2 separate regions of the Homo sapiens genome follow, and region 1 is linked to region 2. A link is a loop called in an ENCODE intact Hi-C map of the cell type or tissue named here. Cell type or tissue: B cell. All regions are shown on one strand.

Region 1 (2,500 bases), 450 kb after region 2:
GTGTACAACAGGCAATATCTACATCAACGTTTAATTGTTAATCCCGCGTAAAAGTTTTAACATCGTAGAGTCAATAACACTTGGGAAATAGATAAAAACGTACTGTCCAAAGAAGAGACTAAGAACAAGATAAATAGGGAAGGATAAAAAGTAAAATGTGTTGATTATTTAGGACGAAAGGCACTAAATACAGCCAGAGAGAAACTGTGAGGAAAGCATGTGGCCTCTAGTCTAGAACACTAGCTCAAGAAAACTCACTTCACCGGAAGCCAGAAATGAGCAGAGAGCGGAACCAGTGAAGTGGCCTTTCAGGCCCACGCAGTCAGCGTGTGTGGACGTCCCGAAGAGCTATTCACACATTCAAGGCGTTCTGCTTTGAATAACCAGAATCTCGAGTTCCTGGGCGGCTTGAGCCGCAGACACCTCACCCTTGAGAAGGCGCACCCTAGGGTGGCTTCTGCAGGACTAATGGCCTGAGCAATGCACTTGACCTCACCAGCCCGGGATAAGGTGCGCGCCGCAGAGAAGGGGCAGTGCAAAGGGCAATACGTGCTTAAGAGCTTGGGGAGCGAGGGCCCTCAAGTCAATTACAGGATTTGGGTGCCAGGTCCTGAGGATGCAGCAGGCACAAGACTGACACGATCCTTGCCCTCGTGGTGTGGCTCTACAAATTACTGTGGAAACGCGACTGTCTCGAGCTGAGGAGAGGGCAGAACATCTACATTTCCCCCACCCGGACTCCAGGTTCCTGAAGTCACCTCTCCAGACGCGGGGCGGCGGTGGCCGCAGGGAACCACTCCATGCCCAGCTTGGGCCTCCTCCCGTGACCCCAGGCCCAGGACGGTCCCCTTGGTTCTCACCGAATCCTTTAATGAGCTCGGTGAAGACCCCGGGGTCGCTTTCCATGAGGCACCACTCCCCGGCATTGCCCGTCATGGCCCTGGCCACACACCGCCCCGATCCACCTCTCGCTCTCAGCTGCCCCCCGCACCAGCTGCCGCCGGCCACAGATCTCAGCAAACCCGCCGCCGAGCTCGTCAACCACACGTCACCCCGCCTACTTCCCGACAGCCTCCGGGCGCCGTCACCTGCAGCGCGACTGAGCGCGGGAGGACGCTCTAGCCACCCTAGAGACATCGAAACTCTTCCCAGGCCTTGCAGCACCCGTAGCGGATTCGGAAGGGCTGGGGCCTGAGAAGAAAGGGCGGTGATTCACAGCGCCGAGGAGGCAACATCCGGGATCCTCGCCCCTCTGGGGCGGAGGCGGGGCAAAAGAAGAGGGGCAGGACTCGTTCCCGGGAACCGAACCTGGAATCCCCGGCGGCAGTGGGGCTGTTGCTGTTGCTGTGGCTGTCGCTGCCCGTCAGGCTGCCTTCTTTTGTCGTTTCCCAGCGCTGCGCAGGACTTCTCCTGGCGGCGCTGCGGATCCAGGGGGTCGGCTGCCAGGTACAGGTGAGGACATTGCGGGAGGCCGGCTGGGAGCCTTTTGTGCGGCCCCAGGGACGCGCAAATTCTGACCAGTCCTCCATGTCTCTCACCCGCATCCCAGGGGTTGAGGCTGGGCAAACGCCGCGAAACTATCGCTCTTCCCCGTCCCGCTTCCGCGCCTGTCCACCCTGGGTAACGGAACCAGCATCGCGGTAGGGACATCCTCGCTAGGCCCGGCCGGACCATTCCTCAGGGTGGGCCCTTTCCGAAGCCGGGACCGCTCCTGCTTGTCGGCATCGCTCCCCACAGGCCGACGTCGAGAGGGCCTGCTTTACTCCTCCTCTTTCTCCTCCTTCTCCCGCGGCTTCTGCGCGGAGAGGCGTCGCCCGGGATCTGGGTTTTGGAAGAAGGATCTTTGTGGGAAGACAGGGTGAATTTATCACAGAGGAATAACGAGGGAGAGGAGAAAGGTTTGTCCATGGGGCTGCTAGACTAGTGGAAGGGGATGCGGTGCGTCAAGGGAAAATTAGGTTGAAAACAAATGTCGTGTATTAATCTAAAAACATTTGGAATGGTTCTAAAACTGGATGATGAGTTAAACCAAATATTTACTAAATATTTACTAAATTGCCCTCATTCAGCAGGCTCTTATAGAATACTATAGTGTTAAGATTAAAGTTTTTAAGAGTATATTGAAGTCGTTAAGTGTATATTTACTCCTTAAAAGCTACATATTCCAAGAAAGACCTTTGGCTTCCAGAAAAAAAAAATGTTTTAGTGGGTAAAACTCTGACTCCTTCCTTCTCAAATAGGTGACTTGTGCCCTGGAGTTAGGGAGCCTTGTGCTACAGATTATGTGAAGCCATGAAATAAACGTGGTAAATTTTATTGAGGGAAGCAACAGAGCAGCTTTTGTATTAAAAGGAGCCTGAGTACGCTATGGGGTAGAAGCCAAAATTTGTATGAAGTGTTGGTTTAAAAAAAATTTTTTTTGTAACTTTCTTGAAGTTTATCTCCGGAAACTCTGCCCTCAACTTGGAGACTAGGAGGATTCTGTACAGTATATTTCCTT
Region 2 (2,500 bases):
ATCATCTCTAGGAGGCCCAGAAGTTGGAAACCTCCTCCCAAATCCTGCTGCGAAACTGTCCCACAAATTGGCATCACCACCACCGCTGGGCACACACACTGCTGCTTTCAGAGCCAAAACCCCAGACACCAAGCACCATCTGCTGCTACTGGATCCCACAGCACTGACGTGGGTTGTAGCTGTCACCTCCTCACCACTCTCGCCGGCAGCATTCTGCAGTTCCTCTTTTTCATGTAACTAACTTTCGATTCACATCCTGCCACAGACACATCTGATTGGCAGGTACTATGGCATGTGCCCATGTCATAGCTAAAAGAAAGGCTGAAACATTTGTAATTTTTTATTTATGTAATGGGAGATGGGCTCCATATTATAAGGTAGGGGATTCTTCAAGAAGTTTCGGTACTGAGAAATAAAATTGAATGACAAACAGGAACCAAAAAATGCCATGGTAGAGATGAAGAGAACCCAAAACCTCTTTTTCTGTCCTTGTTTCCTTTTCTGAAACAAGTGACTAAATACTCAAAGTCCATGGGGAATATGACAGATCCATTCTAAAAACTAACACCTTCATGTTCAGCCAAGAACCAGCAAGTTCACATCTTACTTGAAGAAAACAAACCTTTGTATAAGTTGGAAGCATAGTATCACAAAGTGGCATACAGGGGTAAATAGATGCCTGATTTGCTTCCAGTCAGCCAGGCCCAATAATGTCCTTCAAGCCTGCAGAACTATTGCCTCTGATGTTCCTCCACCACCCTGAAACAGAACCAATAGCGGCTGATCTTGTGTCTACCCGCAACCTTCTCTTTCGTGACAAAGCAACATGCAAGTGGAATCCCAAGGTAAGACAAATGTTGTCATTTTAGTTAACATTGATTAAACATAGTGTTTACGTCACTAAAATCGTCAGTACTATAATCATAAGTTCTTATTCATGGGCTATGATAATAACTATGTGAAATCTATTTCTGATTAATCTTTCCACCTAGTGCTTAAATATAGAATATTACTATATTCAATACAAATATAAAAACATTTGATTTATATTTATTTAAATATATTTTTTATCCCTAGTATATTTATTAAATATATTAATATAGAGTTATGTATCTAGATCTATAAAAGGGTCAATATTTCGGCAAAAATTTTGCTATTAACTTTTCAAGGAAATTACATACTGGCTTTTAATTACAATGGCCTATGATGACACCTAGTGGCTAATGGGCATATTTTGAAATCCCCAATTTGACCAATATAAATGATTTTTAATTTTTTTAAAATAAATACAGTGATAATGTTTCCTTTTGTGGATTTTGGCACATTTTTAAAGTAAAATAAATATATCAAATTTCTCTTTCCTGTCACAAAGAAACTCTGAAAAAAGTTAACTGTAATTAAGAAAGACCACTTTTTAAAAATTGTACTTACATCGTCAGATAATATATTAGCTATCAATCATAGTTAAAAAGGAAGAAAATAACATTATGCAAGTTCAAAGTGAATGTAGGCATTGTAATCAGTTAACCCTCTAAATTTATAAAAATGTAAGGCAGAATCACTTAACGTGAAATTCCTGGGATGGAAATCATAGATTTATAGTCCTGATTGTGCCTCAAATTAGTTGTGTCCTTGAGCAAATTGTGCAATCTCTCTGTGCCTCAATTCTATAATTAGTAACATGAGAAGGTCAGAATTTACAGGCCTTTTGAGCAATTTCTTATGTGAGACTCTACAAATTGCTGTCAGTCACATGGCCTTCCTCATCTAGGCACCTGTTCCTAACACAACAGAATATGAAATGCTCCATTCTGAATTCAAGGTTTAATATATATCAGCTTTTCTGACACATATATTTTCTTTTAGATCATAAATTCATAATATGTACTTAATATTTAATTCATTTATAGTCCCAATCTTGAAATGTTTGGTAATTTCATTAGCTATTGAACAAAATGATATTAATTTTGAATGCTTCCTCAAGTTGCTTCACTAAAATGAAAAAGGAACCACTAGCATCTTTCCTTAATATTTAATAAGCATATATTTTTCACTTTATTCTAGAAATTTATAATTTTGCATAATTCTATTAAGTCTTCTCACAGACTTCCACTGTCTACATCTGAAGAGCTCTAGTCCTGATAGTTTGAACGTTTGAACTCATTTTATAGTTATCCCTCCCTCTCCGCACTAGGCACCCCCAACACACACACACACACACACACACACACACACACACACACACACGTAAATTCTTACCATCTTTGTCTTGCCATCTTTCTCTTCTTATATTTCAGTTTTCATTTTTTTCTTTTTTTAAAAAAAGTGGATTATTAAATATTTCAAGCATAGAAAAAATTGTAAGTCAATATGTAAAACACCCATGGATCTATCACTTATTTTTGTAATCTTAACATTTTGTCATATTTTATTTAGTAAAAATGGAATACTGCACAGACAATTAAGACCCCATATACCTATCCCCTGCCTCCATCTCTAT

Evidence for each region. Hi-C counts contacts between places; a loop is a spot of excess contacts. Peaks named below come from ENCODE experiments on the same cell type or tissue, not always from the same donor. Only the 100,000 strongest peaks of a DNase experiment are listed, where the experiment ranks them.
Region 1: it touches region 2 in a loop (6-fold over the local background); 3 of 110 quality-filtered maps call a loop at or near these places.

What each region holds. Positions count from the first base shown.
Region 1 is chr1:193,058,325-193,060,824 of GRCh38, forward strand. UCHL5 (ubiquitin C-terminal hydrolase L5) reads right to left here and starts at 1,036. Exons shown (of 11, transcript NM_001199261.3): 1 at 861-1,036. The coding sequence starts at 936. It overlaps RO60 (Ro60, Y RNA binding protein), which reads left to right and starts at 1,288. Exons shown (of 9, transcript NM_001173524.2): 1 at 1,288-1,452. RefSeq lists enhancers at 388-697, 722-1,454, 858-1,387, 1,455-2,187. In B cell, no CTCF peak of the experiment used is centred here; DNase peaks (open chromatin) are centred at 297 and 1,147; H3K4me3 peaks cover 2,460 bases; H3K27ac peaks cover 2,429 bases.
Region 2 is chr1:192,609,092-192,611,591 of GRCh38, forward strand. The region is part of intron 2 of LOC105371664 (a long non-coding RNA gene); the gene reads right to left. It overlaps LOC107985241 (a long non-coding RNA gene), which reads left to right and starts at 264. Exons shown (of 2, transcript XR_001738348.2): 1 at 264-845. In B cell, CTCF peaks have their summits at 1,247 (motif pointing left) and 1,446; DNase peaks (open chromatin) are centred at 200 and 1,210; H3K27ac peaks cover 679 bases.